Linked DNA regions of Homo sapiens: regions 2 and 3 are each linked to region 1. Evidence: chromatin contacts called from ENCODE Hi-C or POLR2A ChIA-PET data. All regions are on one chromosome and are shown on one strand. Each heading gives the region's core, a stretch centred on a gene start or an enhancer-like site at or near the end of the contact. The rest is flanking DNA. Distances are from core to core; before and after follow the strand shown.

Region 1 (3,412 bases), core at 482-2,981:
AGGTGGGGTCATCTTGGAAGCTGGCTACCACATCAAGCATGACAAGAACAATTGGTCATTGGGTTTAGCAATGTGGAGGGCATTGATAACCTTAACAAAAGCGTGGGGAGAAAAGTTTGATCAAAGTTGGTGTAAGAAGGGATGGGAGGAGGAGAACTGAGACAGTGAATAGAAATGACTCTTTTGAAGAGTTTGTCACAAAGGAGAACAAAGAAATCAGGAAATAGCTGATGAAGGAAGTGGTTTTTCTAAGATGAGAGAAACAACAGTATGTTTGCACATTGATAGGAGTAATCCAACGAGTGAAAAATTGATGACGCAGAAGAGAAAGGTAATTGCTGGAGCCTGGTCCTGAGTAGAACAATGTGGAATAACATAGAAACAGAGATTCCCTCAACCCAGAATAAATAGTTTACGCTAAAACAGATAAAATTACCCACTACATTCTTATAGAGACAAGAGGTATCAGATCTCAAGAGTTTAAGGAAAATAAATCACAGGAGAGAAATCTTAAAATTGGGAAAATTATTTCCATTAACTACTTCTTCTTCTGGGACTTGGGTAAAGACTGGAGCTACTTTATTTTAAGAGTAGAACACATCTGTCCAGCCTGCAGAAGATGCCTGGTTTGAACACCTCTGCAGCGAACCTGGCCAATGGAACAGCTGGGACTCCCTTGCAAGCTGCAGACCTGCTTTGTAGGGTAGTTCCAAGCCCTGAAGATAGGTGGGTTTTCTGCCACCAGATGAGGGAATTCTAGAGGCAACCAAACAGACCTTCACAGTAAAAAAGGGCAGAGGTCTACAGGAGCTCTCAGAATGTCTCTGGGAGGGTCAAGAGCATCAGTCCTCACTGATGCCTCCCATGCTCCCAGCAGGCCTCACATTATAGAATTCTCTTCTATTACTACGTCTCACCACAATAATGGTGGATGGGAACTCTGTCCTGAACCCTTACAAAACCCAGGCCCCTGCCTCGGTGAGTTTTTTGTTTATTTCCAGGCCGGAGTGCAGTGGCACGATCTTAGCTCACTGCAACCTCCACCTACCGGGTTCAAGTGATTCTCCTGCCTCAGCCTTCCAAGTAGCTGGGATTACAGGCATGCGTCACCACACCAGGCTAATTTTTGTATTTTTAGTAGAGACGGGGTTTCACCGTGTTGGCCAGGCTGGTCTCGAACTGGCCTCGAGTGATCCGCCTGCCTCGGCCTCCCAAAGTGCTGGGATTACAGGTATGAGCCACTGCGCCTGGACAGGGTGGGGTGTTTCAGCCTCTCATCACGTCACTAGGAAGACTCCAGGAAAAAGGAGGAAAGTGAGAAAAACTTTTGTATGGGCTACATCAGCGATGCTTAGAATCCAGCTCCAGGACCTGGTGTCCCTCCCCCTCATCCCGTCTTGTCCTTCCCTCTCCCTGCTGAGCTCCGCAGCCCTGGGGATTCCACATGTAGCCCTTACCCTTCTTGTACTCCAGTCAGTTCTCATTGGCATTCTCCTGGTTCTCAAAATGCTTTTACCCTATTGGCTAGGGCAAAAAATGACCTGAGAGATCCTGGACACTCTCCTAGCAACTGTGCCAGAGCTGGTGGCCATCGCCTTTTTGCAGAGACAGATGCTCCTGTAACAGGAACAAATCAATTAGCCAGCCTGCTGCTAATGTGCAAATGTCACCTTATTAAGCTAGTGTCTGCCTGGGGAAGCCGCCTCTTTCTCCTGTCCCCACTCTGAAGCTCAGCCCTCTGCTGTTGCTTCAACCTCTGTCTCTTCTGAGGTCAATTGTAAAATGAAACTGCTGCCATCTGAACATCTATGAAAGCCACAGGCTCTACCCAGATGCCTTGGCTGAGAGGAGGGGCAGTTTAATTTCCCTTCCTTCTCTGAAGAGTCTTGACGTGCAAGGACCAGCTCTCCCTTTATCACCATTTCCAGAAAAACACAAACAAGGCAAAACAAAATAAAAACAAAACTTTGCACCTATTTTTGGTGCCAAAACCTTAAATTAGATTAAGATCACATCAATTTCTTCCATAAGCTTTGTAGCTTAGGAAGTGCATGCTCACACTTTATTTTATTTAACCCTCATAATAAATCTATTGGAGGAAAGGACAATTATCTCCATATTACAGATGAGAAAACTGAGGCCCAGAGAGGTTGGCTGACTTGCTCAAGGATATTAAGCCAGTAAATTGCAAAGCCAGGGCTGGAAGAAGGGCAAGAAGGGCCAGAAAAGCTGATTCAAAGCGCAGGAACTCTGGAGGCACCTCCTGGCAGCTGGAGCAGGGTGTGCGGAGTGCCCTCCCTCCATGAGCTAAAGGAGGACTGGCTTCCATGAAGCACCAGCATTGCTCTGTCACCCCCACCCAACCTGGTCACCTTTCACTATGACCACTTTCCATCCTGTCTCACTTTCAGAAACGAGGTCTGAGCAGTGCAGCTGGACCTACTATAGTCATAGTTTCCACTGGCTTTGACTTCATCAAGCGAAAACCAACACCCCTTTGAAATCTGTAGCCCCATCCCTAAAAATCAGCCTTTCAGCTTGAATCAAAAGGCAAAAGGCAATGGAGATCCAACTGGAAACAGAGCTCCCTTCCTCCCTTCCAGGCAATGCTGCTGTGTAGAAGGTCACTTCAGAAATTCTGTCTACACTATGAGGACATAAATATTAGGGAGAATCTCCTCTGCCTCACATGAACCTGGGTCCTTCAGTGAGTCCCCCCACCACATCCCCTCAATCCTTTGATTCTTCCCAGTATTGTGACCTTTCCGTCCTTCCTCTGAAGTTGTAGGAGTTGATTCTTCCCAAAATAACCTGAGTAATGGCTTGCAGGAAAGTTACAATTAGCTTTTCACAGGGAAGAAAGTTTAGAGAGTTTTTTTTTTTTTAAAGGAAAAGAGGTAGAAGGAAAAAAAAAAAGCAAATGAAAAATCTTGTGGTCTTCTAAGTCAATTTAGAAAACACTGAGTTATTTCCGTAGAGCTATTCTGACAGGAGATACATTGATTTTTGGCCTCTCTTCATTGTTTTTATTGCTGATTACATCCTCTTTTTCTAGATTGTCCCAGGTGGCCACAGGTGAATGAATTGTGTTTACTTACAGACCACTGATTTCTGTGTTGACACACATTGATTTCAGCTCAGAGTAAGAAAGATCATCCTAATAGAGCTATCTAAAGTTGGAATAGTTGCTTGGGTGGTGGGGGAAAGAGGGTGGTAATGAAATAGTGAAATCCCTGTCAACGGAGGTGTTCAAAGACTGAATGACTGTGGAGGGAATGTGATCGAGCTGACTCCAGCAGGACTGGGAAGATAGCTCGGGGGATCTTTAATGTTCTCACCTCATGTTCAGCATTAACACCTGAGATGACTGTTTAATATTATGTAGATACTACGTGCCAGTGAGGACAGTGTT
Region 2 (3,412 bases), core at 407-2,906, 510 kb before region 1:
GCACAAATGAGTGCCTATATTTAAGGCTGCCTATACCATTACAGTGGCGTAATTGGTGATTTCATAGCATACAGAGAAACAATGAAATCAAAGATTAAATCATTAGGTTATGATGGTCATTTGTAAGATTGGAAAGTAGTCAAAAACCCATGTGCAACTTTTTTTCAGCACTCTACCATTAGGCTCCTTAGGCAAGCTGCTTAACTTCCGTCAGAAGCAAAGGTGTGGGAGAACACCATTCACCTCAGTAGTAACTTATAAAAACCGTTTAAAGAAGGAAAATGGGCCCCAGCCCCTAGGATCCCTGACTTCCTGATATTCTAAACATGAGAGTTCTGTGACTTTAACTGAGCTCTTTACCAGAAGTAACGTGTTGATGTATATTATCTTTCCACCATGCTTTGACCAAAGTACATTCACAGTAACTAGAGAAAGCAGATCATCCATTTCTGGATAGGTGAACTACGGCAAGGTAAGAACAGAAAAAAGTAAAGTAGTATTGAGTCATGCAGGTATCAGATTAACAGACATTCATTGAAGATAAGTGAAATAACTTTGGAGATAGCAGAGAAGAGCAAGAAGATGTTGGACGTTGGCAGTAAGCCGCAGCAAGGCAGTTAGGAAAGTACGTGAGCCTGATGACGCGAAGGTGATGCCTCCATCTGTCCGCTTAGTGGTTATTAAATTGCTGGGAAAGACCTGCCTTTATTTTCCTATCATCTTTTCCCCATTACTTTGCATTATTCAGGAAATAATTATTTATTCCCAAATGCAGTTTTCTAAGCAGTGACCACAAAAATTTCTTATTCTAAGGAAAATAATTAAGAAAATAACCCTATCTGTGGCATTGTTTTAAAATGTGGGATACAAATCTGGTAAGCAGATTTCAGGTCATTATTGTTTTCTTTTAATGGTTTACATGAAATTTTCCTCTCAAAAAACAAGTACCTCTTACTGTATAACATTTGAGTTTTTAAAATTGAGATAGCTTCTGAGAGAAAAAAAGAAAGTTGAATTTGTAGCTCTCTCAACTACAAAATCACCACACTTTTCTCAAATCTAATAGGAATTCAGTGTCATTACAGATACGGTCTCTAGTGACCAGGTGAAGACAATTGAAGCTTTGGTAGAACTTCTGCAAAAGTTAGGTAAAGAAGAATAAATCCAATTTATCAGCTTTGTTCATATTCTTTTTCTGAGTGATCTAAATTTTTCTTGCTTGTGATCATTAGCTAAGACAAGGAGTGTTAAAGGTTTTCTAAATGCAAACACATACGTTTCTGCATTTCAGAAGTCAGTCTTGATAGTAAATCCTACAAACTCTCAACTTTCTGCATTGTATTTTAAGTCTATACAATGTTAGAGCACATGGTAATGTGGGACAGAGTTGATTATATGATAGCATGAGAAATTTGCACTGGTTGGTGTTACAAACCAATGATCTAACCAGCATACTCTCCAAATATGAAAAAGTAAAAACATCTCATTAGGTTTGGAAGAGCCTAAGGTAGTCCATACAGGAAGTTTGCCTGAGAACAGAGAGGAGCCTGTTGATTGGCATGGCTCATGATGCCTTTCTTGTATGAATTATCAAAACTGATACTGAGTTGCCCCTAGAAAACAGCCTTCCAGAATATGTTTGCTTATTTATGGTGGAAGAGGAAGTGAGAACAAGATGAGAGTTTCCCTTAAAGTGAGGAGAATCATTATACAACTTTGCAACTGAAGTATGTTTCCTTGTAGCAAACCTTTGGTTTATTTTATCGTCAAATCAAAGCCACCCTCAGTTTTTTGTATGGTGCCATCAACCTAAGGAGGACAATCAAATAACCTATTGTTTGCCTTGGATTCAGTATATCTACTAAGTACACAGTCTCGTATACCTTCAAACCAGTTACTTGACTAAACTTCCACCATATTACCTTAGTTCTTCCTATGCCCTTTCCTCTGTGCCACCACAAATCAGAGGGAAAGACTGCAGTACTTCTAGAAAGTTGTGGACTTCTAAGAAAGAGCCAGGCTTCCATCTCACTATCCCTTGATCATTATCTCTGAAGTCCCTACCTGCACTTCCCTGATTGCCCTGTAGCAACACCAGCATGGTGGGAATTGGAGGGAAAGATTGTGGAAAATCCCTAAAGGGTCATTGTTCATGACGTTATTTTGAATTGTAAAATTGTGAGCCACTCACATTTCAATTACAAAAAGAACAGAACTCTTAATCACGTTGTGAAGATTAATTTCTTGCCATTTTCTGGATTAGCACAGAAGCTTGTATCAATGAAGAGTATTTAGGAGGGGAATAGGGGGAAAATTGTATTTTTCTGTTCAAACTCTCTCCTTCTATTTGTGTTTCCTTCACCCCTCTCCCTCCACCACACTGTGTTGGTCAAATGATACTATTCTATGAAACCCTGAGCTATAGTTGTCAAAAGTAACTATGGATTGTGATTAGTCCTCTGTGGGTGCTTCCTTCCCTCTTTTTTCTCCCTCACTCTCTTTCTCAGTCTCCACTCTGGTAAATGGAAAAGGTGATGTCGAAGAATTGATGCTTGCTTGGACTCATGTTGTATCTGTGACTATGCTATTAGCTGTCTCCTTTTTCCTTCCTATATGGGTAGAATTCTTATGACTTATGAAGTTCCCTTCTTGATAAGTAGGTTAAATGCACAATGTGGTACTGTTTTATAGTTTCTAGATGGTTGTATAAAGCAAAAAGTTAATGTGGTTATGTGTTTTTAAAGAAAATAAGTGATTGGTCACTAAACTCTGTCCTTTTTTCATTATTACAATTTCTCTCTGTTTTCCAACAGTTTGCTGACTCCTTTGTCACTGGTGAATGGTTTGTGTGACTGTTTTTCTCTCTTGGTTTCTTGAATTCCTGAACATAGTTCCCCTTAGGACTAATTTTCATATGGGGTTAGGGCAAACAGACTACAGTGGTGAAATTTTTAAACTATCCTACTAAGTTAAAAGAAGTTTAAATGGCTTTTATCTTCAGGTAATATGTGAGGTGTGACTCTAAAGCAATGGGATTGTTGTAACAAATCTTTCTTTTACTCGCACAAAGAATCTCAAATATTACAAATATGAGGTGAAATGATGTGTCCAATTACATTTTGGAGAGGTGGACACTGCTATCACTGCATACCCATGCCCTGTGAGGGAACATAGGACTTTTCTGCAGAATTCCTGGACTAATTATTATTCCTTATATATATCTAGGAAAGATTACAAAATTAACTGACCCTAAGATGAATATACCCACAATGCAAAGGGAAAAATAATTTATTGACTAAAGCATCAAAGCCTTTCATCTTACTTTGGTGCCACAAACTCTGTTATTACTATATTTCTGTGTAGGCTAAATCAGAATATGATAATATGGAGTTTCCAGGCCAAAGTCAAAGAT
Region 3 (3,412 bases), core at 258-2,757, 440 kb before region 1:
GGGGCCCCAGCCCAGGGGGAGGCACACACACATTACAGCGCCGGATGCAGGGTATGCTGCAAGAGGAGCTGCAGCCGGTGTAGCCTGTGGGTAGCCTGTGGACAGCCTGGGGCCGTGATTCGTGGTTGGCCGGGTAGTTGGCAAGGGCGCCAACCGGGCAGGTGAGCACAAGCAGGGCTTTGTAAAACGAGTAGGAAGCTACAGCAAGGGCCAAGTGGCTCAGGCACAGAAACGAAGCAGCCACATGCAAAGGTGTGGGTATTCCCGGTGTCTAACTTATGTCCCTCCCGCGGTTCACAGAAGGCCCCTGACACTGGGACTACACGGAGCAGAAAGTGGCACCCCTTTGCCTCAGGCACCTCAGTCTCCTCGGGGCTTGGGGGCATTTTCAGAAGCCACCCGCAGAACCAGCGTCCCGGGCGGCGGCTGGTTTTCCCCTCTTTCCCGGGGGCCCCCCTCTGTCGCTGCGGGGTGCAGCGGCGGCGAGAGATATCCGCAGCTGGCACCCGGTGTCCCGGGAGGGAGAATCGGGGTCTGTCGCGGGCCCTGCGACCAGGAGGCGACTGTGCCCTCAGCAGCTGCCCCGCGCCCGCCCCGCCCTCAGGCCACTAGAGGCAACCTCGCAGCGACTCCGGTGCCCCCCCAAGTCTCCCTGGCAGGGCGGGCTGTCCCCACCGGCCAGGGCAGGCAGCGGGCGGCCGCTTGCTCTGCACCCGCAGACTCCGCGCCAGCCGCGCCTTCCCGGCCACGCGGCCGCCCGCGGAGTGTTCCCGCCGCGCAGACAGGAGGCGTGGGGCCAGGCAGCACAGCCAACAGCCTCTGTCCGCGTCCTCCCGCGGGGCCTCGCGCGGGCGGGGGTGAGAGGGGAGCGGCCCGTTGCGCTGCCTGGGGGTCGCCAGGGCCTTCGTGCCAAGGCCGCTTCCGCGAGGCGGGGTGTGTCCAGCAGGGCACCGGCTGTTAGAGCCGCGGGGGCCTGCAGCCTGAGGGTGGAGGGAGGGCGGGCTCGCGGGAGTTTTGCAAACCCCGCCCCCAGCACACGCGCGCACGCGTACACGCACACACACTGCTGGGCTCACCCTGCCTTTGAGAAACGCACGGCTGGGGAGGCGGACGGGGCCTACTGGTGCACCGCACGGTCCCGGGCCTTGCTGAAAGGTGATGTGGAGGCGGCGCGCCGAGCCAGACTGGGAGGATGAGCTGGAGCTGGCCGGAGGGATGGGGAGGAAGTGGGGCGACCTATGGACCCTCATGTCCGTGGGGCGGGGGCGGGGTGTGCAGGAATGAGTACCTGGTGCATGAGTGTCCCCAGCTTTCAGGCGTGCTGGAAAAACCGCAGGCCGGCTCGAATTTTGGAAACCAGTGTTAACCAGGACTTCAAGGACCTGCCTTCGTTGGGCTGTCCCTCGCCTTGCCCTGCCAGCTACGCAAATGTTCCAGAGCTCTGTTGAGGTCATTAAATCACCCTGAATCCATACGGCAACACTGCGAGAGAGAGACTATTATACCAGGCTAACGCACGAGGAGTCCGAGGCTCAAAGGTTAATTCACAGATAGATCCAAGGTCTGGGAGCCAATCAAAAGCGGAGGCAGGATTTGAACCTGGCCCTCTGTGACTTCCAGCCAGCATCCTTCCACCCTCCTGGGTCCCTCTGCAGCTCACCTCCCTTGGAGGCCCTCGAGCAGCTCTGGAGGCCCTGCTTGGCCTGCCCGCCACTGACCTTCACCAGGACGCAGGGGCTCTCATTTTGGTTTTTCTTCTGGGAAGTGGGGCTGGAGAAGAGCAGGCAGATCCCTTTCCAGGGCAGTGTTTCCAAACTGCAGGCACAATTCACTCATGGGTTATAAAAGCAATTTTGTGGGTTGAGACCAACATTAAATTAAAATAAAAATTAGAGTGCTTTATACAAGCCAAGGGTAGGTTAGGTTTTGAGAAATGCTTCTGCAAGTGTGTACCGAGTTGTAATTTAAAGTGGGTTATGGCTCTGTTCTGCGGGGAGGCAGAAGAAACCCTCAGGGCTATGGCCTGGCCCCTGGGGTAGTGGGGAAGAGGCCTCCATCCTAGATGCCCAGGTGTCCTGGGCAGCTGTTTGTTTCCACCTCTTTTCCGGGTGTGCCAAGAAGAGGCCTATGACCCAGGAGAGGAGGGCAATGATGCGACTGTGGACTTCTTAGTCTTCCAAACTGCCTCTGGGCACAGGATTCTTGTGTGGGTATTATTGGCAGGAGCTTTGTTTGTTGGCTCCTGGATCCCACTAGCCCCAACTTCACCCATCCATGCACCCACCTACTCTCTCATGCTTTATGCATGTGCCTTGGCTGGAATGCCTTTTCCCTGTCCCCCCACAAACCCCGTGGCAGCCTTCAAAAATATTAGAGGTGTCTGTCTCTGGAAGCATTCCCGATACTGCATGCTGACTTCGGCTCCTCCCCTTAAATCCCATAGGATCTTGTACCAAGGGCTCTTTATTGTGACTCTTTAGGTAGAATTGCTTGTTTATCCTCCACTAAACTTACCTGGCAACAAGTGGACTTCCCTAGTTCATCTACCCAACCCATTTCCCACCCCAAGTCCCCAGACTAGTTCTGGAGCGACTCAAAAGGCCCTGCTGCACCTGCATGAACAGGCCTTCCCCTTTCTCCCTCCCTCCCCCACATATCCGCAGAGAAGTTTCCCTCTTTCCTACAAAGCCAGAGCACCTGCTTAGAAATGGCAAGAGCCTTCCTTGGCAAGAAGCTCTGCCCAGCGCTCTCTGGCTGTGGGTTGGCCAGGTCGGAGTGCTGGACCCTGAGGAAAGGGGCTGCGGGGACTGGCGCTGATATGTGCCCATGGAGCCAGGGCTTAACAGCTGCCCTGCCAGTCCTGGAGGGTATCCGGAGCTCTCCTGTGGCTGCCAGGCTGCCTGCCGGGCCTGCCTTTGTCTTGTCCTTCTGCAGTCTGGGCTCAGGCCCCTACTCACAGTGTGGAGCTGCCCTTAGGGTTCTGGCCCAGTGCCAGGCACTGGGGAGGGGCCTGTCCTGCCCTTAGGATACCCTCATCCCCAGGATGGATACAGCTTTGGTTGTGAAAAAAGGCCAGCGTGCAGGGCTACAATGGAAGCCCCAAGGCAGGAGGCCCCACTCTACCTAAGGAGCAGAAAGGCTCCCAGGAGAGCCAGCTCTAGGACCCCATGCCCCCCAAGACCCCAAGCTCACCAGCCTCCATCCAGCTCTGGTGTTAACTCAGGAACAAGGGGTGCTGGCAGCCATGGGAGTGGCATTCAGAGGCCACAATTTTCATTCTCATCCTGAGCTCCCCAGACTAAGTCTCCAGGCTTTTCTGGGTTTATACAGTAAGGGGTTTGGCTCATTTACTTTTTGCTTATTTCCAGCCAAATACACAAAAGCTCCAAAACATTTATCAGCAAGGCGGACC

The links. Hi-C counts contacts between places; a loop is a spot of excess contacts on that map. ChIA-PET counts read pairs that join two places held with the same protein, here RNA polymerase II (POLR2A). Pooled maps may share reads with other maps.
Region 2: a loop to region 1 is called in a pooled map, with 2.9 times the contacts of the local background. The contact joins two enhancer-like sites. A Hi-C loop is called at or near these places in 1 of 37 single-sample maps with no recorded cell type and 2 of 50 pooled maps. POLR2A ChIA-PET finds 5 or more read pairs at or near these places in 1 of 52 experiments (activated T-cell).
Region 3: a pooled map shows a loop between it and region 1 (2.5-fold over the local background). The contact joins the promoter of KIAA1614-AS1 here to the enhancer-like site in region 1. A Hi-C loop is called at or near these places in 1 of 37 single-sample maps with no recorded cell type and 1 of 50 pooled maps. POLR2A ChIA-PET finds 5 or more read pairs at or near these places in 1 of 52 experiments (A673).

The regions. Positions count from the first base shown.
Region 1 is chr1:181,396,345-181,399,756 of GRCh38, forward strand. It overlaps a transcript of CACNA1E not described here. Among named protein-coding and RNA genes, the nearest start is that of CACNA1E, 85 kb to the right of the region's middle. RefSeq lists an enhancer at 2,169-2,278. Within about 2 kb of position 1,732, at least 2 of the 41 ENCODE cell types and tissues checked have a DNase peak (open chromatin) inside an H3K27ac peak, as active enhancers do.
Region 2 is chr1:180,887,440-180,890,851 of GRCh38, forward strand. XPR1 (xenotropic and polytropic retrovirus receptor 1) reads left to right here. Exons shown (of 15, transcript NM_004736.4): 15 at 1-2,840. Among named protein-coding and RNA genes, the nearest start is that of LINC02816, 17 kb to the right of the region's middle. Within about 2 kb of position 1,657, at least 2 of the 41 ENCODE cell types and tissues checked have a DNase peak (open chromatin) inside an H3K27ac peak, as active enhancers do.
Region 3 is chr1:180,953,380-180,956,791 of GRCh38, forward strand. KIAA1614-AS1 (KIAA1614 antisense RNA 1) reads right to left here and starts at 1,508. Exons shown (of 2, transcript NR_145481.1): 1 at 1,289-1,508. RefSeq lists a silencer at 563-1,102 and an enhancer at 1,138-1,743.